Regions from separate parts of the Mus musculus genome. Here regions 2 and 3 are each linked to region 1. The links are chromatin loops, found by intact Hi-C in ENCODE. Cell type or tissue: left cerebral cortex. All regions are shown on one strand.

The links. A loop is a pair of places that touch in the nucleus more often than their neighbours do. Peaks named below come from ENCODE experiments on the same cell type or tissue, not always from the same donor. Only the 100,000 strongest peaks of a DNase experiment are listed, where the experiment ranks them.
Region 2: it touches region 1 in a loop (6-fold over the local background); 26 of 42 quality-filtered maps call a loop at or near these places.
Region 3: it touches region 1 in a loop (10-fold over the local background); 17 of 42 quality-filtered maps call a loop at or near these places.

The regions. Positions count from the first base shown.
Region 1 is chr3:65,925,947-65,933,946 of GRCm38, reverse strand. Gm35039 (a long non-coding RNA gene) reads left to right here and starts at 5,669. Exons shown (of 2, transcript XR_375721.3): 1 at 5,669-6,336; 2 at 7,385-8,000. In left cerebral cortex, CTCF peaks have their summits at 3,482 (motif pointing right) and 4,261 (motif pointing right); DNase peaks (open chromatin) are centred at 4,313, 6,147, 6,318, 7,904 and 3 more places; H3K4me3 peaks cover 617 bases; H3K27ac peaks cover 560 bases.
Region 2 is chr3:65,524,680-65,532,679 of GRCm38, reverse strand. It overlaps Tiparp (TCDD-inducible poly(ADP-ribose) polymerase), which reads right to left and starts at 4,233. Exons shown (of 6, transcript NM_178892.5): 1 at 4,048-4,233; 2 at 496-1,456. The coding sequence starts at 1,415. 4931440P22Rik (RIKEN cDNA 4931440P22 gene) reads left to right here and starts at 3,266. Exons shown (of 2, transcript NR_027955.1): 1 at 3,266-3,443; 2 at 3,515-5,197. It also overlaps the pseudogene Gm22279. In left cerebral cortex, CTCF peaks have their summits at 3,389 (motif pointing left) and 4,832; DNase peaks (open chromatin) are centred at 3,603, 4,286, 4,761, 5,923 and 2 more places; H3K4me3 peaks cover 2,713 bases; H3K27ac peaks cover 2,124 bases.
Region 3 is chr3:65,662,718-65,670,717 of GRCm38, reverse strand. Lekr1 (leucine, glutamate and lysine rich 1) reads right to left here and starts at 4,490. Exons shown (of 13, transcript NM_001166659.1): 1 at 4,407-4,490; 2 at 1,540-1,628. The coding sequence starts at 1,587. In left cerebral cortex, no CTCF peak of the experiment used is centred here; DNase peaks (open chromatin) are centred at 4,075, 4,519, 7,200 and 7,388; H3K4me3 peaks cover 1,541 bases; H3K27ac peaks cover 1,490 bases.

The DNA.
Region 1 (8,000 bases):
CCAAGCCATGTCTTGGCAATGCTTCGCTGGCAGGGTTGGCACCGCATTGCTCTGGCTCCCAAGGTCAGGCCCTGGGTCTGTCTCCACGAAAGGTTGGTGATAACATTACTAAGATAGTTGATAAGTGGAATGACCTGAGAATTACAGTGCAGCTGATCATTCAGGTCTGACCCAGAGTGAGGATCGTCAGGACAGACAGACCCTGACTCAATGGTATCTTTTGCCTCCTTTCTCATCTCAATGACCCCAAGGAACCACCAGGAGACAGAAACAAACAGAAAATGACTAAACCCAGTGGAAATGCCGCTTTTGAAGAGATTGTTGGACATGTGCGGCACTGATTGGTCCTTAGCTAGAGAACTTGCTTGAACTATTTAAGAAATCCTTGGTCCAGCACAGTCCTTATGCTATAGTGTCAGCAGTGGCTGCCACCCTCATAACATTATAGATGACATTAACAGCAGAACAACCAGCTAGTTCACAAAATACAAAAGACATTATTTCAGTAAAAGATCATCTAACAGCCAGAAAGGGGGAGGAGGAGAAAAAGGAGGAGAGAACACTTCTACTAGATTTCTGTGTTAAGTGGAACTACTACTGTAACTGGGTGTGACCACTGCCAACATGGAAACTGGGCTACTGCAAACATTATGTGAGATCAGACATCTGAAAGTGTGTAGCCGAGTACTACATAGAGATACATTGTAAAAGTTTGTAGACTAGTACTACATAGTTACATTATAAAAGTGCAGAGATTAGTACTACATAGTTACATTATAAAAGTGCATAGACTAGTATTACATGGTTACATTATAAAAGTGCATAGACTAGTACTACATAGTTACATTATAAAAGTGCATAGACTAGTATTACATGGTTACATTATAAAAGTGCATAGACTAGTACTACATAGTTACATTATAAAAGTGCATGGACTAGTACTAAATAGTTACATTATAAAAGTGCAGAGACTAGTACTACATAGTTACATTATAAAAGTGCAGAGACTAGTACTACATAGAGTTACATTATTTCCTCACTGGCTAGTCTATGAGTGGCTTAGCTAAGACCCTGTGTACAGACAAACTTTTGCTTCAGAGCAAGGGCTCCCCCTGCCCCCACTGTCTCTTTAAGCCATGTGAAGAGCCATCACCTCCTAGGAATGGTTATGTTTTACTCATGGTCAGGGCCTTAAAAGCCATGTGTTTGTTTTTGTCTTTCGAGACAGGATTGCTCTGCATAACATGACCTGGCTGTCCTGGACTCATCCTCTCGACTTCTCCTCATTTGCCATCCCTGTCCTACAATATATGTACCTTCCCCCTACCCTTAAGATATAGCACAAGTAGGCTTTTTTTTTTTTTTGCCTCATTTTTAAATACTTTATGTGTATGGGTGTTTTGCCAGTATGTATGTCCGTGCACAACATGCATTGCAATTCCTGAGGAGGCCAGGAAAGGGCTCCAGATACTATGGAAGTAGAGATAGTGAAGGCTGTGTGTCACCATGTAGGTGCTGGGAATCAAACCTGGTCCTCCGGAAGAGCTCTGTCTTCATGAAGAGACGCTAGTGCTCTTAACTGCTGAGCCACCCACCTCTCTAGCCCAGCAGAAGTGGAATTTAAACCACCTAGTCCCTAAGCCTGGGGTTTCTGCATTCTTACGTGGTAAGCTAGGCCACATCTGCTCACACATCTGTTTGTGGCAGACAGACAGATTCAGCCATAGGGCTGACATAGGGATGAAATTGGAACGATGAGCATTCTGTCTCCAGTCACACCTATGCATAGCTAAATTACCTGATGGCTTGATTTGCAAATCTAATCTGTGACATGTCTCACCTAAGACACTATCAGGGTCATACTCCACCTCAAAGTGTCCACAATTGTCCTTGGTCAGAAACGCTGTCATTACCAAGGAGGACCTTTTTTCTGGAGCTCATATGAATCGGCCCTTTCCTCATCAACCTTGTGATCTTGTGCAAGACTCTTAACCTTTCTGAACTCGATGTCCTAACTAATACCTAGAGCAGGACAAACCGTCCTACCTTGCAAGGTTTTCCTGAGGGATCTGAAACGGCGCACAGATGTTTGTGAAACGTGTTTTCACAGCCTGAGAAGACTGAGCAAGGACCCAGCCATGACCTCACTAGATGCCTCTCTGAGAGGCAAGAGCGGGAAGAAGGCTTTCTGTGTGTTTACAGGAACTGTCATGACTCACATGCAAGGGTGTACAGTCAGTCCATGCAGCCCATGGTCCACATGTGCTCCGGGATGATGCTGAACTGACTTCATCTGGCAATTAGTTTCTTGAGCGTACAGTGAACTTTGTGGATAATGATGTGCTGTGATGTAGAGTTCAGTCAGTTGGACTGCTGCTGCTTTGTATTGTAAAGCTAAATATTGGGCAGCCCCCAAGGCCTGATTGCCCCCAGAGATGAGAGAGTGTGCACATAGTCCCACCTGGTGCTATGTGACCTTGCCCCCCAAGTAATTCCTGATTGGTGAATAAAGATGCCTACAGCCTATGGCTGGGCAGAACTGAGATAGGCAGGGCTTAGGGGGTCCCAGGCTTGAGGTTGGAGGAGAACCATGAGGGAGATAGGAAGGTGGAGAGAAGATGCTATGGGGTAAGGATCTTAAAATCATGGCCGTGGGGGCTATGCAATCGGAGTTAAGAGAAACCCAGATGGAACAAAGTAAGAACCAGGGGTTATCGATAGGAAAGTAGATTCTAATAGCATTGAGGGTAGATATCTGCCCAGCTTTAGTGCTGATAAAGGCTTATTATAAATTAAAGTTCATGTGTGTCTTCTACCTGGGAATTGAATAATCAAAGGCCCCTGATTGAGATTAATTTTTTTTTTCAATAACATCAGAGGGTTGAACAGGAGTCCTCAGGAACCCAGGCCTGGAACAGGTGATACAATGGCTTGTTCGTGGTTTTGTGAGTCCCTGGGGCCTCTGTGCCTGTCCTGTGCGCTGCTTGCCGGTATTATGAAAGCCATGCACTACTTGGCACCAAGTTGACAAGATCCTCCCTGATCTGTTGTGGGCATCTGAAGCCCATTATGCCATCTGCTCAGGACAGGAGATGTAGAGCCTGTTGTAGTCATTAGGCCGGAAATAGAGTTTTAAAGCTGGGAATCGGTTGCATGACTGTTCCAGGCAGGGTGGTGCACTCTTGTGGTCGTAGCCCTCTCGAGGCTGAGGCAAATTCAAAGCCCATGTGAACTATATAATGAGACCTTACTTCCCTCCGTACTTAAAAAACACCACCACCACCACCCTACCACCATCACCAACAGGAAAAAAAAAAAACTGGGTGGGGGAGAGAATGAGGGGGGAGAGGAAGGAACGGGAAAGGGGGGGGGAGCAGAGGGAAGAGGAGGTGAGAGGAGAAGCGCTTGATTCACTGTAAATCTATTGCAGAGAAGGGAAAGCACGTGAGCAGGTCAGTTACATTCACCGACACTAGAGGGCGACTGTTGACAAGATTATTGCACAGGTATGAAGGAAAAGGCTGTGGGTTTTGTTGTTTGTGTTTTGTTTTGTTGTGTGGTTTTTTGTTTGTTTGTTTGTTTTTTGGTTTTGGTTGTTGTTGTTGTTATTGTCGTTGTTTTGTGGTACGTTTTCCTCTCCACCCTGCAGCCTCTTCTCATCCCAGCACAGCACACGGAGCAAGCGAAGGAGCATAGGGAAGAAGGTTCTTCCCTCCCCAGCATGCATGTGACCGCCCAGGTTCACACGAGGCAGTCCTACCTCGAGGCTGTGAGCAGCCAGCGAGATCACATCCGAGGAAGCTCTCTCAGAGCGCCCAGAACACATGGCTCATTTAGTTCTGATCTACTGGAGCGCCTCTCCAGACAACTGATGTCTCAATATCAACAGAGAAAAGGATACACGCCAAGTGTTTTGTATTCTTGGGGGACTTTGAAAGAGCTGAGGAAGAGCAGCCACTAACTTTCATTTCTCCCCCGTTTCTTGATCTTGTCTTGGGGAAGTGTGGACCGTACTGGGGAAGGCCCCTGCCTGGTGTCTGAAGGCTTCCCCCAGGCTTAGCCTAGAGGGCAGCAGCTGGGAGCTGGCCAGGAAGGGCGAGCTCTCCTAGTCTTCAGTCTTAGGTTTAAGATCACCTGGTGATCTTCTGAGCTTTTTGACTGCATCTTGGGCTCGTTTCTGTCGTTTTTTATTTGTTATTCTTTTTCACAACGAATTTACTTTTTCGTATGACTTTCACTGAAATGAATTGGGTGCAGTTTGGCCACTAGGGGACAGCACGCGGTCACCAGATGCTTGTGGGTAGTTGGGTGTGTGTGGGGGAGGTGGCTGGTAAACTATGGGGAAAGACAGGAGACTCCACCTCTGACTCACAAAGAGCTTTGGCTTCACACAACGTTTCCTCACTCTGTTGGGTTTGCTTCTCACATCAGGCCCAGGAAACTGGAGGGTGGGGCAGGAGTTCTTACCCCACCCCGGGGGCCAGGGGAGGGAGGCTTACCCTGGGAGGGTCAGTGTCATATGAGGTCACAGAGTGGCAGAGGCGGAGCCCACCGGGATCCTGGCTCCTCCTGGGAAACTCATCTCTCAGAGCCTTGGATAAACCAGGTACTGTAAAATAGATGAGGGCAGAAACCAGGAGGACAGCGGTAGTTTTTGCAATGGTCGCCTAGTTCAGTCCTTCCATGCCCCCCCCCCTCCCCGCAAGCTGTAGCTTCAAGGGCCCCACAGCTTAGCTCTGTCTTTTACACTTCACCAGAGGAGATTGTATTCTAGACTCAGACCCCTCACCCTGCCTCCCTGGGGCCAAGCTTTCTTTGACCCTGAGCAGGTGGGAGATTCACTCAGTTCCCTCCCCCAGGAGCTGAGCACAAAGGGCAATTCTCTTTGCTAAGGGAACAGGGAGGAATACACGGTGCACAGACTGAATAATCAGGAAAGGCTATTATTGAAGAAGAAAAGGCCAGAAGACAAAACACAGGCACTAAATGATCTGATCTTGGGGAAGCAGTTTTCTGGCCCCCTGGGAGGAATATCCAGGGTGCTGCCCCAATGAGTGTAGCCAGCACCTCAGGAACAATAGGTCGGCACTGTGTGTGTGTGTGTGTGTGCCTCCTGCCCCCACTTTCCCTCTCCTGAGTGTCATTCTCCCCCTACCCTTCTCTCAGGGGCACACACACCCAGGAGAGAGGAAAACCAGGAAGAAGGGCAAAGTCCTTGCTGGACTCTGCACACTATGAGGAGCTTTCTTACTGTACAGATAACTGGCGCTCAATTTCATTCTGAGAAAGTGAAGGGGATGTTAAATCTACAAGGAAAAAATAAGAGCAGTATTGTTTGTTTCCTTAGGGGGAAGCATAAAATGTCAACTAATTCTGAAGTAGATACAGCAAGACGCAACCTTGTCTAGTTTGTTTTAATTTTTTTAATTAAAAAAAAATGTGTGCATGTGGTTTGTGTGCATGTATGACGGTGTACCACATATATGTAGTGCCCTGGAGGCCAAAAGATGCCGGGACCCCTGAAACTGGAGTTACAGATGGCTGTGAGCCACCCATGTGGGTGCTGGGAATCAAACCTGGGTCTTCTGCAAGAGCAACAAGCGCTCTTAACCAATGAACTATCTCTCCAGACCCATTTCTTTCTTTTTTTTTTTAAGAAGGAGCCAAAAAAGTTCTGGGAGGAAGGAGTTGGTGGCAAAAATAGAGCCAGGCCTGAGGCAGGTGGAGAGCCTTCAGCTAGAGGCCTAGAAAATTGAGGTCGATGGCATCTTAAACACTGTCAATCATCCTCATGGGTCAGAGGTGACTGTCACCAATGGACACTACCTCTGCTCAGGGTCAAGCAGGATGACCTAGGGCTGATCTAACCAGGCAGGTCCCGCTGGGGAGGAACTGTCCCAGGGATACTGGGCTGGAGACACAGTTCAGTTCCCTGCCACCTCCACACTGCCACCGCTGCCCGCAGGGGACTGTTGAGTGTAGTTCAAGACTGGGAGATGAGGAACGAAGGAACTGGATCATGAAAAAGGAAGGAACTCTTGGCAGACGGCCTGGGCATTCCTCAGGCTGTGGGCTCAGCACCTTCCTGGGAGGGCAGGCAGTCAGGCACTAGCCCAGCCTCCTGCAGCTGAGTCAGCTTCTAAGTGAGGCCTCAGAGGGCGGCAGCATCCAGAATTCAAGGGGGACTTGGAGATGATCTTGGACTCCTCGCACTGGCACTGGAAAGAACCTGGGAGGGGTTTGTCAAATCCCAGGGAGAGCCACCATGCTGAACAACGCTGGAGGGCAGAAACAGGAAGCGCCGTGTTCCTGCTTAATAACCTAGAGCTCTCGCTGGTAAGCCAAGAACGCTACCCAGAAAAACGGAGATGGAAGGAGCTGGAAGGGCTCTGTGGGAACTGGAGCACCTTTCCAGGGCCTGTGAGGTCGAAGGCAGAAAGGAAACGTTAGCTCTGAACATGAGCAGAACTGCTGTAGCCTCCCAACATTGTGATTTATCACAGTAGCTGGGAAAAAAAACCCAACTGCCAGTGAGGTCATATATTGGAGAAGGTTGGCAGAATGTCGGAGACACCATGTCTGAGGTTCCTTTTGTTCCTAGCATTCTGTGACAGCTCCCTAAGCCTCACTGCTCCAAGAGGATCAGAGAGAATCACCATGCAGGGCCTGGGAAGGTCTGGCCACGACCCCAGGCAGCTGTGACTCAGTCGCCATTTTATGCCATGCTGTCTGGGAGTCACTGAAGGACTTCTTTCTGCTGGGCCCTCTCTATGGGCTCTGACTAAGCAGAAAAGGATAGACAGCTCATCACCTGGCTCGGAGAGTCAGTCTGCCTGAGCTTCCCACCTGAGTGGTCAGCCTCCTCCTCTGCCTTTTGGAAAGCAGCAGCCCGCCTGCCTTTTCCTGAGGCTCCCAAATGTGAATATCCAAGCCCCGTTCTGTGTGGGGTGGCATGGGAACTTTCATACGTTTTTTTTTCTGTTAGTTTGTTTTGATAATGGCTCGTTTGCTAGTTACTTTTTCAACTCTATGACAAAATACTCTACATAAAGCAGTTTGGGGAGAGGGTTTATTTGGCTTACAGTTTGAGGGGATAATCCATCGTGCTGAGGGGGGAAATCAATTAATGGCCGTGGTGCCACATGCACCTTCACTTGAGAAGCAGAGGCAGGGGAACTCTGTGAGTTCAAGGTCAGCTTGGTCTACATAGTGGGTTCCAGCCCACCCAGCACGATACAGAGAGACCCTGTCTCAAAATGAACTAGAGGCTCACTTCTCAGCTGGGAAGGGTGAGGCGACTGGTCTGGTCACATTCTATTCATTGTAAGAAAGCAGAGTTAGAAGGGGGCTGGAACACACAGTTTCTCCTCTTCACTCATTCCAGGAATGGATTCCCATGAGATGGTGCCACCCCCATGCAGGGAACATCTTTCCATCTTAATCCCATCAAGGTGCCAAACCAAGATTAGCCACTGCACAATCCTCTCACAGCGTGCTCCATCAGAGCCCAACGTCCTGTTAGGGTCACTTTCCTCCAGCAGCTAGTCTCTCTGGATGGAATCTCTTTCTTGAAAAGAGCTCTCCGTGGTCTATAGTAAGTCACCTCAGCCTTACCCAGCACCGGAGGGCTCACCTTCTCCTCACTTTCAATGTCTCTGTCTGACTTCAGACGGCATGCCAACACTCTCAGAGGATCGGTAACCCCATCTCTTTCTTATGGAGAAAACTTCCCATGGTGCCCTGCTCTTCAGCACCAGGGCTCACTCCTGCCCACCTCTTCCAACCATCATTTCTCCCTTTGGAAAATAAATGTTTGCATTAAGTTTTGCCTTGGTGTGTCTCCAGATGGTATGGAATTTATGAACAGAGATGTCTTTCCACACAATCTATCCTTTGTCTGACTGTAGAGCGATGCCAATGTAGTCTCTAGTGGAATGAATGCAGCCTGTGTTTTGTTACTTTTTTTACTATTTTAATTGCCCACAGGAAAAAGATCCACG
Region 2 (8,000 bases), 400 kb after region 1:
CACCTTGAAAAATCAAAATAGCATGTGTCTGTGTACGAATGAAGAACTTCTGAATTACTGATATAAAATGTTTAGTAAAAGAGCTCCAAATATTAGTTTCTATATTTAAAAAAGAAAAAAAGCTACTCAACTCATAAAAATTTAAAAACTAGGTAAGTTTAGTATGTAAGATTCACAGTGGATTTTTTTTAAAGGCAAGTGATTACAGTTAAAATAGTACTTGATTCTCAACACTCAAATGTATGTACAACTTTCATTCAAACATATACATACTAAACAGAATGACATCTAAATTGTTCAAATCATAAAATGTTTCTTTGGTTAGGTAAAGAGACCACATTAAAATTTAAACACTATGAAAAATCAGAATAGCATAAAAGTCATAAAAGAAAAAAACAAAACAAAAAACTTGGTACACTACTGAAAGAAACCACCATACCAAACTTTCAGCTTCATTAGAACATGTAACAATTTTTAACTTGTTATAATACATACCCATACTTCATTCTCATTCTATCATTTTCTGGATTACAATAAAATCTTTCCAAGTGCTCCTGAGAATCATTGGAAACACTCTGCCACTTCTGAGTGGTTGTCCTTTTGATCTGCCAATGATAGGGCAATACGGTGTGATGTTTCAAACAATCCCTGCCATAAATGCAAGTGCCTTGCAGAAAGTCCATACAAATTTCAATTCCATTCTCTTGGTGAGTATGGTACTGTAGCTGGTTTACAAGTTCAAACACAAGCTCAAGGGAAGCTTCCTCACTTTTGTCTTGGAAGAGCTCAGTACTCAACTTATCACTGGTATCCAAAATGTACTGGATTGTAAAACTATTGTCTTGGAAAGCTCCTGGTACATAATCCATAACTTTATCTACGCAGTCAGGACTTGTAGGAACATCACCTGAAACAGGATGCAAAAGGTCAGTTTGGAAGTGTCCTGTTGTAGAATCTGCCACTGTCCCACTGATGGTTTCTGGTGGAAAACTGTGGTCTTGGATTGGAACCCCCTGTTCTGGAGCATCTGTAGAAGGATGCGCTTCTGGTAATTGGCCCTCAACATTTGTCCCATCAGGAATCAGGACAGGCATACTGTTTTCTGCTGGTGGACACGATGGGTTGATTTCCAGGGGTTTTTTCACTATATGTTCATGTAAGCTGCTCTCATCTCTGTTTTGGTCTCTAGCTCTAAAAACTCCATCAAGTGAGCCAGATTCTAGCAAAGTATTTAATATTGGCCTCAAGGATCTCAGGGTTCCAGTTCCCAATCTTTTTTGTTCCTGTTTTTTCTTAAAACACGTTTTCAATGGAGAGATCTTCTCAGAAATTCTCATTTGGCATGAAAAGTCATCAGAAGGAGAAGGAGGCTGTACTACACAGTCTGGCTCAGGTTCAGTGGTTTCCACTTCCATGATGTGATTAACTCCCAACTGTGCCTCAGTATCTACAAATCCTACCAGGAAAGGAAGAAAGATGATCATTTAAAAACTGACAACTGAACCCATTCATTCATTAAAACATTTTGCGTTAGTCTATGGTTAACTATCTGCAATCACTGCTTGCATTATAGTTAGCTCTTACAGGTCAATTTTCTTTTTTTAAACTGAGAAATGAAGATTCAAAAGCTATGCAAAAATCTGCATAATAGTAGATAATAGTAGATGAGAATGTATTTTTCAATACTTATGTATTGACTTAATAATTGATAAACACACACACAGAGGAGGGGGAGACAGAGCAAGTGCTGTGTGATTCTACTGGGGTATGACTTTATTTTGTAAGATAGAAATAACTGTCTTTTTCTAGAAGATGAAGCAGGGAAACCACATCTCTTGCTTAGCTTTGTGGTTCCCTTTACAGTTGTTTATGATCTGTCCCATGAGTTTGCAAAAAACAAAATTCACTGGGAGGAAAGTTCATCAAAAGGATAAACTTAAAAGGTTAAAAAGTGAAAGAACTAGTGTGTGTGTGTATGTGTGTAAGGATAGACACAGAAGCTTTCAAGTGAATTGTGATACAAGAGAAAGCCAGAAGCCTGCTAATGTTTTTACATTCTGAAAGTTCTAGTATTTAATTATTGAATGTTAAAGATTTCTAAATTTTTAAAAAATTCCTGAAGGAATATCAGGATATGCCTAACTTCAACAACCACTGTACCGTGCCTTAGAAACTTAATACAGCACGATTATACAAAGGGTCCTTGTCTTTAGAAAAGTTACACTTATCCACTTTAAAAAAAAAAAACAAATGAAAGTATATTATAACCAAAAAAATACAAATATTAAAAAACACCAAATTTCAGAATCTGAATTTTTTTTCCTTTCAAGAACCAGATCCTTTAAAATGACTGAGATTTCCAGGTATTTACTGAGATTGTTCCAGATGAGAAGGGACAGTGATGAGCAATTAATGGTCTTTTTTCTTGTCCAATAGACTGAAAGAACTCCTTGATGTAAGAACCTATGATTTAATCAAGCATGCATTAGGAGTCCAGTATAGTACCTAGCACTGTTCACCACTGAGGATGTCTGTATTTTGTGGCTGAATTACTTTAGAAAAGGCACACATTAGATGCTTTGTTCTTGGTTGAAGGTCAAAACCCAAAATGGTAAGACTTCGTGCTTTAAAAAACGAATATAAAGATCTAGGAGGGATTTATAAGTCTATGTATACAAAAGTGCTGAATAATCAAAACTCAGAAAAACACAAGGCATGGAACAAAGTGCTAGTCTAAGTACAAAAGAGATTTATTTATTTTAAATAAATAAATATTTGAGTTCAGTATGAGCTGGCATTGTTAGAGAAAGCCTCACGAAGGAGGGATCTGACATGAGACATAAATAACTGGAAAGCAGCCAAGCCAGGCGTTATTATTCATCATTCGGTGCTCTTGCCTCAAGGCTCAGTTGGCACAGATTGTGGTATTCCCTCTCCGTATCTAACCCGCCTGTGCCTTCCCCTACGCACGCACACTATCCCCTCCTATCACACCAATCCAGGCAAAATACTAAAGCGATTTTATTTATACTTCTGCACACGCACATGCACGCACGCACGCACGCACACACACACTCGCACGCACACAACTTTTCCTCTTACTGCCCCTCCACCAAACTCGGAAACTCAACTAGGAAGCAGAGGAGTGGAGTGCGGAAGCCACCAGTTCCTCAATTAGTTTGCATAACAGAAAAATAAAAAGATTGGAAGGTCGTTTCCTCCGGTCGCCCGCAGCGGGCAACCCAATCGCGCCACCCTTCACCTCGTGACGCCCCGGTCGTCTGGCACCACGAGCTGGTCACACCTTCCATGGAAACCGCCGGCTCCAAACAGCCAAGGAGTGAGACGCCCGGGTCCGAGCGACGCCTCCTGCCGGCCGCGCTCCGCGCAGCCACGACCTCCCGCCGCGCCCGTTCCACCGGGCTCCGCACTTCGCCGAGAGGGTGAGCATCCCCGCCCTCACCTTGTCCTCAGGGACCCGGGCGCCCCCTCACTCCCGGCCCACCTTCCTCAGGACCCGACCTCCCCGCCTCCCCGAAGCCACTCAAGGCGAGTCCACAATGAATTCCCCCCCACCCCGGCCCTGCCTCCTTCCCGAGGACCGGCTGGCGAGTCCCGGAGCTTGCAGGGCCGAGCCGCAGCGGACACTCCGGGTGGCGGGGAAAAGGAAGGGGAACCGGTGCGGCACTCAAAGTTAACTCGAACACAGCCTGCAAACTTCTGGGCTGCAGCCCGGAACGCGCGCCGGCCGGAACGCTCCCGCAGCGCCGAGCCCTCCCGCAGGGGCTGCCCCGGCTGCAACCCCCCGAGAGGAGTCGCGGGCGGCCCCGCAAGCCCTGCGGCGCCAGTCCATCTATCCACCTGCCCAGCTCCCGGCGCTGAACCCGATCCCACCCCGCCACCGACGGACGCGAGCGCATTCAGCTCTCCCGGGCAGTCTAGGGATCCGCCGCTGTCCCGACGGGGACTCGGGGCGGCGAGGCTGGCGCCCGCCATCCCGCTGGGGGTCCCTCCGCCGCTCGCTGCCCACCCCCCAGCCCCTTTTACCTCAGGCAAGCCGCCCTTCGAACGCAGCCCAGGCGCGGCGTGGAGGGCCGCCTCTGCGCCAGCGGTCCGAGCCGAGGACGAGGGCCGGTGTCTAGGGGTCGTGGGCGGCCGACGCGGCGAGCGGCGCGCGGGCCATTCCGCGGACCTGAGCGCTGAAAGCCGCAACTGCTCTCGAGGCTCCAGCTCGCTCGCCTGTCAGCTCCAGCTCTGCTTTAAGTGGCTTCCGGTCTCCTCCCCCGGGCCGGCTCGTCTTCGGGGAGGGAGGAGCTTCGGGGCCGAGAGGGGGTGGGGTGGGGTGAGGGGGCCGGGCGATCAGTGAGTGCCGGGAAGCTGGGGCCCCGCCTCCCGTGCGCGTGCTCCGGACGGAGGGGCGCGCGGCGGCTCGGCGCTCCGGGGAGGAGGAGGAGGAGGGAGGGGAGTGTCCGCTCGCGAGCGGCCGAGGGTCCCCGAGGCTCTGACGGTTCGCGAGGCCGGGGAGGCTACCTCCCACCCCCCGTGAGCCTGCGAGGAGAGGAGGCGCGCGCCGCGTGGGGCGGACTCCACCTGCCTGCGGACAGATGCAGGGTCACCGTGTTCCGCGGACACCCGGGCACGCGATGTGAGAGAGGCTGTGAGACGGAACGGCCGGTTTCGGTGCGGTTGCCTTTGTTTATCTGCCTCCTTTCAAGACGCCTCCAGATCCCGAGGGGGAAGCGAGTGGCCGCCTCCGCCGCTGCCTCCAGACGGGGTCGCCGGCCCCGCGCCGTACGGGCGGGAAGGCTGAGCCCGCCCCGCCGCCTGTTCCCGGACAGCCTCCGCTAGGGGAAGCCAATGTTAGGGTTTTGACAATAGAGATGCCTATGCGCGTGTTTTGCAGCCCACGGATCACGTAGTGACTAATTCATTTAACAAGTCAGAGCGCCTCTTCCGCGCCGAGCGTGTACTAGGTTTAGAACTACGACCTTCATCACCCAGACCCCACGCCCTGCACTCATAGAGACTTAGGGAACCGAGAGTTAACCTCAAAAATATACATGAAACTGGCATCTGGATTGTAACTTCATGTATTCAATAGCTTTTTGTTGTTGTTGTTTTTTTAGTTGGAAATAAACATTAAATTTGTATAATCCGAATTTAAGAAAAAAAATTAAAAGATCGTACTTATTCAAAAAAAAAAAAAAGGGGATCCTGGAAAAACAGGCTAAGCAGAGGCTGTGGTTCCCAAGTTTTATGGCACTGCTAACCCAGATTAATGATCACCCAGCAGTGTTGTTTCAAATTGCATCAAGTAAAGGCCCTCAGACTAAAGTGGAAAGGTTGGGACAGAATTCAAAGACTAGTATATAAGCAAAATTAAACTATTTTTAAAAAACTATAATAAGATTGCAGTATTTCCAACGTTTTAAAACTGTCCCAACTTTACCTACTAACTTAATGATTACCAAAAATATTTGCAAAAACAATGTTTTAAGTAAATTTATGGTTTTATGTTGGGTTGCATCCAAACTTAATCCTGGGACACACACATGCAGCCCTCATGTCTCCGGTTGAACATACTATATTTGGGGTTAAATCTATCATTTTACTACGTATTTTTTTCTCTCATCTATTTTGTTTGTTCAATTTGCTTTCGTGCTACTTTTAAAATTCCATTCTCTTCCAACAATTTTTTTATACATTCTTTATACTTTCAGTACTGTTTCAGTTACTGCTATGTACAAATCACCCCCAAATATAGCTATTTAAAACCATAACTGATTTGTTCATGATCCCGGGCTCTTTGCTCAGGAATTCCACCAGGACAGAGTGCCAGTAGCTCATCTGTACAGCTTGAAGGCTGGGCCTGCCTAGTCTAACTGAAATCTCTTAGGACACAAGGTCGAAGCTAGTGTCTCAGCACAAATGAGCTGACAATGATGTAGAAAATGCAAAGATGGAATCTAAGAATGCTGGAGAAGCCAGGTGGTGGTGGTGCACGCCTTTAATCCCAGCCCTTGGGAGGCAGAGGCAGGAGGATTTCTGAGTTCCAGGCCAGCCTGGTCTACAGAGTGAGTCCCAGGACAGCCAGGGCTACACAGAGAAACCCTGTCTTGGAAAAAAAAGAAGGCTTGTTGGTCTGTTTTCTTGTGTGTGGCTTCTCTACCTGGCTGATATGGGCTTCCTCATAAAATGATAATCTGGATTACAAAATGGGGGCATTCCAAAAAAACAAGGCTCAATAAGCAAGCAGTATAATTGATTACTAATATGTCACTGACCCAAGCAAGTCACATGACCAAGTTGAGCATCTAAGTGAGAAGGGTTTTTTGTTTTTTTTTTTTTTTTTTTTTTTTAGTTTTTCGAGACAGGGTTTCTCTTTATAGCCCTGGCTGTCCTGGAACTCACTCTGTAGACAAGGCTGGCCTCGAACTCAGAAATCCACCTGCCTCTGCCTCCCGAGTGCTGAGATTAAAGGCGTGTGCCACCACGCCCAGCTGGGGGAAGGTATTTTATATAAAAGGCTATAGATCACTTAAGGGTAACTTATCCTAATTCAATTAAGAGCTGATAATTAAATGTAATTCCAGAGCTAGTTTAAATATTGGTTTCTAGAACCCTGAAACTCATACTCTTAAAAAAAAAAAGTTGGAGGTGGGAGGGTTGGAGAGATGGCTCAGTCAGTACTTAAGAGCACTGGATGCTGTGTCCGAGAGGACCTATGTGCAGTTCTCAACAGCCACATGGCAGCTAACAACGATTTCCAGGGAATCTGATGCCCTCTTCTGACCTCCATGGGTATTAGGCACAAACATAAGTACCGACATGTAGGAAATACCATACATATAAAATTAAGGACTTTTAAATTTGGAATATGAAAGTTTAAAATTATAGAATGCTCTGTGAATTGTTATGTCATTCTTGCACAGGGTCCATGCTAATCTTTTCTTAGTATACATGCTGCTGATGTGAGCACAGACTCACACACTTGATCAGAAGGACCAGTAACATCATGAGGGCCCTTAGAGCCTGCAGGCTGAGCCCCTATCATAACTGACAGGCATTCTGGGCTATCCTAGAAAGGGTAAGATTGTATTCCTTGAATGAGAAGAAGGGTGAATTGGGCTGTAAAGTTCCTATTGTACTTTTCTCCTTTATTAGAAATATTTGGATGATCCGTCTCCTCTTTCTCCTCCTTTTTCTTCTTCTTCCTCCTCCTCTTCTTCTTTCTCCTCTTCCTCTTCTCCTCGTCCTCTTCCTCCTCCTCTTCTTCTTTCTCCTCTTTCTCTTCCCCTCTTCCTCTTCCTCCTCCTTCTTTCTCCTCTTCCCCTCTTCCTCTTCCTTCTTTCTCCTCTTTCTCTTCCCCTCTTCCTCTTCCTCCTCCTTCTTTCTCCTCTTCCCCTCTTCCTCTTCCTTCTCCTCCTCTTCCTCCTCTTCTTCTTTGTCTTGAGGAAGAAGGGAGAAGGTTGCCTGGCTGTAAAGTTTATCTCCCTAGATCTCATGTAATTATGGTTCCCATAAGGAGACAGTCCTGGAAACTGCTCAATTGCTAGAAAAGGATTTCATTTTCTAATATGGAGCCTCTCCTTCCCTCCTGTCCCCTCCCTCACTTCCCTTCTCTGACACACAGATGGAACTAGTGTCTCATGACAAAAGCAAGGGCATAATGTGGAAAACATGAAGCTGGAAGCCATAGGCTGAGGATGCTTGGAAAGAAAGAAGGCGCCTGGGTTGTTCACGATATTCTGAAGCTGCTCCAGCAGTCCTAAAATGGCTTCTGTCCCCCAGATAAATCACAATTTGTCTCCACTTCTACTTGGAGTGTGTAGCTGAACATAGTTTTGGCTAGTACATAAACTATCATGAGTTACCTTCTACTGAGTGTTCTTGCTCACCTGATGTACAAGTTAGATACTAACTTGACTTAGTGTGTTAGAAATACCCAAAGAGCTATCACAAAATAATGTATCAACTCCCATACCATTTTCTGCTAAATC
Region 3 (8,000 bases), 260 kb after region 1:
GATGCATGCGAGGCTGGCTGTGGTTCCTGTAAACACCTTTTCTCTGGATACATAACTGGCTGTGTGCTCACTAGGAGAGCTGGATAGGAAACACCCTCCTGTGTTTCCTCCCTCATTTTGTAACACTGTGCTCAGGAGAAGGTTTCTTCCCTGTGTGACTTCTTGCCCACATTTGATAACACAGGCTAAGCTGGTAACCACAGTGGAGATGGTGGCTCACCGGCTGCAGCAGTCACGGCTGAGCAGCCAGCACAGTGAGCCACAGACATGGCTGGGAGGTGAGCACACTGAGCCACAGAAGTAGTAGAGCAGCCAGCCAGCTGACAACTGCGGCAAGAGCAGAGCCGGGCAGCCAGCAGGCCAAGCTGCAGAGAGCCGGGCAGCCAACAGGCCAAGCTGCAGAGAGCCGGGCAGCCAACAGGCCAAGCTGCAGAGCTGCAGAGTGGCAGCTGTCAAAGATGTGCAGCCACTGAACTGTGCATGTGCCCAGGGCAGCAGCAAAAGTCTGGTCATACGGCCTGCCAAATGGCAGCGGTAACTCAACCAGAGGCCACAGCAACAAGAGCAACTGGATAATCCAAGAAGGTGGTCAAGGTGAAAATGAGAGGAACCGTGGAAACACAGAAAAGGCAGGAAGCTGAAGAACTGGAGCTTGTGAGGGACCAGCAAGAGGAACTGCAGGCCTTGGTCACAAAGAGTTTCAGAAAGTAGAGTGTCTTTAGAGCCAGGGGTCCTCAAAACAGTCCCCAGGTCTAGGGGTTTTAAAACTGGTTACCACCAAGGGCTTAGGAATCCTAACTCCCTAGGTCCACACAAGAGCTGAAATACTTGTAAAGCTAAGGGTCTTGGACCTCTAAGCCTGTACAGGAGTTCAAACACTTCTAAAGCTAAGGCTCCTGCTACTTGAGGCCTTCCTGAGAGCTGAATATTGCAGAGTGCTACCTGCTTTTGTTCCCACCTGCCTGCTGCCAACACTCAAAATACTAAGGAATCCTGGAAAAGTATCTCCTTGCCCAGCCACAATCTCCATCTGGATAGAACAAAGGACAACACGGATTGGTAACTGATTACAATCGTATCTAAACCAGGTATGGTGGTGCTCACCTCTAATCCCAGCTCTCAGGAGGCAAAGGGAGGCAGATCTCTGTGAATTCCAGGCCTGCAGGTCTATGCATGAGTTCTAAGCCAGCCAATGCTATACAATTAGATCCTATCTAAAACAAAACACAATTAAGCAGCACCTGGCACACAGTGGTTGATGAGAATTAATGTACGTGAAAATGCATCATGAAAAGAAATCACAAAAGGCTATAAACAAGTCTAGAATCTGCTTCCACTGGGACTCTAAAGCCAGAAGTGAGATTCTGCATCTGTCTTGTTACACGTTCTGTGCAGTCAACGTTCCAGCGTGGCTACTCCTCCCACCGCAGACTCATCCCTGGTTCTGCTGTAGTTCTCTAAGTTCACTCTCCAGTATTTTACAATGATCTAACCGCTGAGACTCTCCTAATGTTACGCTCTTATAATGCCACATCATACCTTTTGGATTTCTTCAGGTAAGGCATGCATGGGAATGTGACGATCCATAGTTCCCCAAACGTACTGAGAGAGCACTGCAGAAAAACAGCCTGAAAACATTGATGGCCATAGTCAGAATTCATTTAATGACAAGGAAATTCAAATGACTTAAACTTTCTTAGTATCTGAGGACGAACTGGCAAGAAACACTTCAAAGGTGCTTGTTTCTCCAACTCCACAGTAGAAGCTACAATTTAAGTTTCCTCAGCTAGTTTTTAAGCCACTCACACAGAAAGATATTTCAATTATTGACTTATATACCTTTTCTTTCAGAAGTGTATAAACTAATAGTAAAATAATAACAGTGCTTTACTAATTATTTGTTTTGCAGCAGAGTAACTGTAGGATTTTAAGTAGACTTATTTCAGTGTTGTTCTGAAAAATTATAGATATCAAGACCAAATAATATCGTATTATAGCTCAGCAGGATAAGAAAAAAAAAATGCTTGTGCCATCGAGGCTTGCTTAAATTATAGAGTACAAAAAATAGAGTTACTAAGTTATGAAATCCAGGCGCTGAGCCGAAGAGCCACCAAAGCATCAGAGACAACATAGCAACTGTAACAGAGATGGAGATCCACATAAATTTATCTAGATTTTACTTTTAACAGATTTTCATTTGCTAATACCAACAATTCAATATAAAACTTTTTTTTATTACTTTCATGAAACCACAGACAACAGAGACATTATTTTCTTTCTTCAGAGTTTTTCCAAATTGGACAAAGAATACCCAATCCACTCTTGATGAAGAGTCTGCCTCTCTGTCCACGGAAAGAGTAAAGGGAACTAAGAACGGCTTACTGATTAAAGCCCACGCACTGTAATGCCAGTACCCATAAATGTAGAAATAGCAGCTTTGGCGGGCAGAGACAGGGATCCTAGAAGCAAGCTGGGCGACTGGGCTCACTGAGCTGGCTGACCAGTTCAGAACTCAGGTGAGAGGTCCTGTAAGGTAGAGAGTGATGAAGACACTGGGCATCAAACTCCAGCCTCCACACATACAAAAACATGCATACACAGGTGTGCCTATGAACATGAATACACACATGGATTTGTACTAACCAAATGTCAGAGAGAGAGAGAGAGAGAGGTAGAAGATGTCAAGGCCAGAATGGTTGAGTGGAACAGATTCAAGTGAAAGAAACACAGATTCCACAGCAGAAAAGATGGTCTAAGGCCCGTGTCTGCAGAACACAGGCAATGTGAGAGTCAAGAGAGGATAATGACCTATCTTTTGGGTGGGGGATGGGAAATCAGCAAAGGCTTCCTAAGATTGAGTTAAATTAGGGGCAAGAGAGTGAAGGAAAAAATAATGCTGGTGTTATTTTTGTAAACTATGCAACCATCAGTGGAGGAGAGATTCCTCAACCCTGTGTTAGCCCAAAATATCCCTCATTTCAATAAGCTACTATTTAAAACAAACAAAACTAGTGAGCTGTCTTCCCACGTGTGTGCTTGGTAATATTAACTGAGGCCAACCACGGGAGTAATGGTAATTATGTGGACATGGGTCCAAGTGACCAAGTACATAATCATATACTGTCATAGTCACATGGCAAGAAACCAGAAGGCATTATCTTCAGTTAAGCCATCATTGGTGAATGGAAATGATAGTATCTTGGGCTCCACAGGAATATTTTTCCCTTATACAGCCAACTATATCTCCTCTTAAAGTGCCATCCACAAAAGTATTAGCAAGCATGGACCTAAATAACGTATAAATTCAAGGTACCAGTGGGATGTTTATTATTTAATGCCTTCGCTGTGACTACTCTTAACATATTACTATGTCACCAGAAGTGGCAGGCTTCTGGCTATGAAAGAAAAATTTAAAAATAGCACCCTGGTAAATTTGAAAGACCTCTAAAACGAAGTGGAGGAGAAACTGATGTCAATGCACATCGCACAAGACATAGTAACAAGATTACAGGCAAGATACATTCATTGGATTCGTCCCAAGAACATGTGTAACTTGTCCTCATATAAAGACACTTTATTGTAAACCCATGTAAACTGTGAGTGCAGACTGTAATAACTAGGTGCTTTTCTGCTAAGCAATGCATGCTGATGATTACAACTAAGAGGTGGGCACCTAAAATTCCCAAGGTGACTAGAAGGGTACTACTTTCTTTAACGTTTATTTTTGTTATTGCCTATATTTTAAGAAACAGCTTGTAAGCCGATTAGAAAAGTCCATTGGGTCTTTATAAAGATGTGACTACTCGTGAAAAGAATAGTAGAATCCACATATAATTCCGCTTTTCAAGAAGTGTAGGGCTGTTTGCTCTTTAGCAGAAGAAAACGTGATTTTTAAGTTACCCATTCAGTATTTTAACCAAACAAGTTCCTTTTGGTCTTTCCCATTATATATGTGGAAACTGTCCTTGGCAAAAGTACAGAGGTACGTGGCCGCTGCTACGTGCGTTTGAGAACCTTCTCTGTGACACTGGTCACGAGATAGACGTGCGTGTTCTTAAACGCAGAAATGCCCTTGGTGGTTCATTTCCGATTCTTACACCGGTGTCACGCCCGGTCATTAACTCAGGTTCTGCTTCCAGGCCCTTCCTCAAGTACCATTCCGGGGGCGTGATTCACCGAAGGGCAGGTCGGGGGCAAGAGAGCAGGAGGTCACTGCAGGAAACTAACCGCCCGACCGGACTGCGCTGGCCCAGGCCTCGCCTGGGGCGCCGAGAGGCCGCCCCACCTTCCCGCCTTCCTCCTCCCGACCCCCGCCGCCCCGCAGTCCCGCGCCGCCAGTCTCTGCGCCGGAACTGTGTCCCCGCCGACCGGGTCCTCTGAGGACTGAGGAAGGCCATGACCCTCACCTAGCCCGGGACTCCGCAGGGTGTAAAACGGCTTCCCTGGTCTCCCGGGCGACCGCGCTGCACGTTGGCCTGACGTCAAGGCGCGGTGACGTCACAGCCCCCGCCGACGCGGAAGCGGAGCTTCTTTTGCATCATTTGTCCCAAAAGCGAGCTAGGCGGAAGCTGGAGCGGGTGGCGGGGGTCGAAGGAGAGGGCGGATTTACGCGCGGTTCTGTGACGGACGGGGATGGGGCTCTGGAACCCGCGGGGACGACGGGCAGCCGAGGCTGATGAAGAGGCGGGAAGTGGGTGGCCATGTGCCTCATCTGCAGGGGCAATCATTGTTGTCGAACGGAAGGAAAAGAAGCTTTTAAGTGGAATTGACTGGGGAAGGCTTGCTTAGAATTTCATTCTGGTCCAAAGAAGTCAAGATGACGGGTTTAGTTCATGAAGTATTACTGAGACGTGCTACTGCACACTCAAGTAATGGAAGGCCTCTTGTTTTTACACACTGACGACTTCCCTTTATTCATACTTTATTCATAAAACAAATACTGATGACCTACTACGCAACAAGCAAGCAGGATGAGATGATGCTTGGTGACTAACACAGGCCACTGGTATGATTAGTGTCTTCGTAGTCTGCTCCTTTTCCAGGAGCATCTGAGGTCCAAAGTTCTGATCCTCCAGTAACTAAAGAAAACACGGTTTCCTAGCAGAAAAGAACAATAATTGCTGTTAAAGAATAGTTTGCATGAATAGAAAGAAAAGGCATTGGAGAGAGGAAGGTGAACAGGTGATTTGAAATAGTGCCAGATCTATTGGAGCTGCTGGTTGATCACTAGTATGAAAATAACCGCATGAAAATAGTGAATACTCCCCTAAGTCATGAAAGATATAGATTATGCAGAAACTAACAACAGTTACTTACTATTGAGTAACTAGTATTATGTACTGTATATCATTGAATATATACAAGAGGGCTAGAAACAGAGGGCTTCTGACAGCATCACCACGAACACTACACAAAATGTCTCGGTAACTAACATCACTAGATATTAGGAATTTTATACCAAAAGTATTGTTATAGGGCACATAACTACAGTTTGGACAATAATTACCGAGCACTTGTATCTAAAAAGGAAGGCAATCCTCTGAAAATGGGATGAAATCCCATGGAAATGCTATAATTCACTTTCATCTATGCCTCTTCGTTACACATCACCTTGAGTCCATTTTCCTTACCACTGTAAATGCCCTCTCAATCCTAAATCCCATTGCTAATTAGCCACAAGCCTAACTTTCTGTAGGAGTGCCACATGTGGCACTCCTACAGAAAGTTTTCATTATTATATAAAGTCCAGTTTAGGTAGTGGTAGACCCAGTAAGAATTTAAAAAGAAAGGATAGCTTCCGGAAAGAACAGAAATAAGAAGTGTATTTCCAATTGGCCTATGCCAAATGGTCAGCCCTTGAAAACATGCATACAAGAAACAGTATGTGGCCTCTACAGGTTGTATTTGGAAATATATGTGTATATGCAAATGCATGTTTGAATCCAAGAACAATTGGGTAAAAGAAAGACAGTTTGTGCCTAATCTAATTGCATCTCGTTATGCCCTGTTTGGTGGATATCACTGGGAGGCCTGCTCCTTCCTGAAGAGAAATAGAGGGGCAGTAAGTCTGGGGGAGAGGGGAGGTTGAGGCCAGGGGCTAGAAAGGGGCTAGGAAGGATGGAGGGAGGGGAGGTTGCAGTCAGGATGTATGAGAGAAGAATAGAGAAAAGAGAGGCCATGAATTTGAAGGAGAGTGGAGAGAGTTATATGCTGTAATTAATATAAAAGCAATATAAAAGCAAATCTTTAAATCCTCTAAAATGAAACGTGTGAGTGAGTGTGTGTGTGTGTGTGTGTGTGTGTGTGTATACATACACTTTCAAAAAAGGTTAGCAGATTAGCACAGGTCAACTTTTGAGTACTGAAGAAAAAGGGTTGTTTTTGTTTTTGTTTTTGTTTTCGAGACAGGGTTTCTCTGTGTAGCCCTGGCTGTCCTGTAACTCACTTTGTAGACCAGGCTGGCCTCTAACTCAGAAATCCTCCTGCCTCTGCCTCCCGAGTGCTGGGATTAAAGGCATGTGCCACCACGCTCGGCAGCTATTTCACTTTTTACCATGACTTTTAAAGACAAGCCACCGTTTTAAAAAGAAAATTAAAAATTAAATTCCTTTTAATTTCTTTGTGACCCTTCATTGTTATTCTCTTTGAGGGTCAGTAACCCCCCAGGGGGTGCCCTCCTAGTTTATAGAGTGTCTGGATATGAATGAGACTCAGTTTTCCACGTGTCCTGTAGGTGTCTTACAGTTTATAAGAACTCCCATGTGTTTGTTGTCATAGGGATTTCCCAAAAATACTTATCACATGGGACAGTCATTTGGGGACACTTGTGTCATGAAACCTCCCTACCTTTCCCATGCACCTATGAAAAGCAGTATAGGAAAAATAGGTACTTTGTTTATAAATCTGCTAAAAACCAGCAGGAAGTCCACCCAAGATGGCTGATTTTAAAGTCAATGCTAGCTGGTACAAAGGTAGCATGATAAAATTACACTGAAGTCCAACAGTATTTTCATCCTGCAAGTCACAATACAATACAACTCTGTCCTCTTGTAAGTTTGAATAAAACGGTTCCGACGGGGCCTCCCAGGTTGGAAACAACAGCTGCTTTCATTGCTATTTCTGGGTTTCGTCCAGTGCAAGTGCAGAATTTTTAAAACGCCAGCATGTATTGGGTTCTCTCTGTTTGCCAGGCACTTCATGCACAATGCTCCGTTTGCTTGAGAACCCTTCCAAACCTAACGCTGTCAGGTGCTACGTACTGTTTACTTTCACCCAAATGATAGAAGTGGCCAAGGGCATGGCCCATCATGTAAACACAGGGGTGCACTGGATCCAGGGTGAGTGCACGTGGAAACACGTGTTGCCTTAGTTGTCTCTGCCAGACAGCCAGTCCTCCTGGGACGTTTGCCTACTGTGGTTAGAGACACATGTCTCAAACGTGGTTTCTTCATGACGTTTCCCGTACAGCTTCTAGTTTTCAAAAGAGGTTAGCTGCAAAGACCACTTGGCTTTGTTTTACCCGCCCCAACACATTTGCCTCTACTGTGCTGTCACACTTAAAGCTGCAGATTGCCTTATAAAGCTGTTTTGCATACTGAGCCCCCAAAAGCTGTGGTCTAGAAGTGAGTTAGACCACAAAATACTATTTTTAGGCTTGAGCTCTGTATTTTTTTATTCATCCCATAGATGCAATATAAAGTTGAGTATGTGATGCAGTAAAGGTCCTGGAGTTTGAGTGGCATCTCTCTAGAAAGAACTTCCAAGGCTTTGCTGTTTGTACAGGAACAAACTGTGTAACAAATTTGAATTTGTTTGAGTCTTAGACTTTAATTTTTGAACATATTTCTAATGAGACAAGCTAGATGCTTGCATGATAACTGTCTACTCTCAAATGTGAAAATTAAGACACCGCTACAGGAGCTGGAGAGATGGCCCACCAGTTAAGAGCCCTGTCTGCTCTTCCAGAGGTTCAGTTCAGTTGAACCCTAGGTTCAATTCCC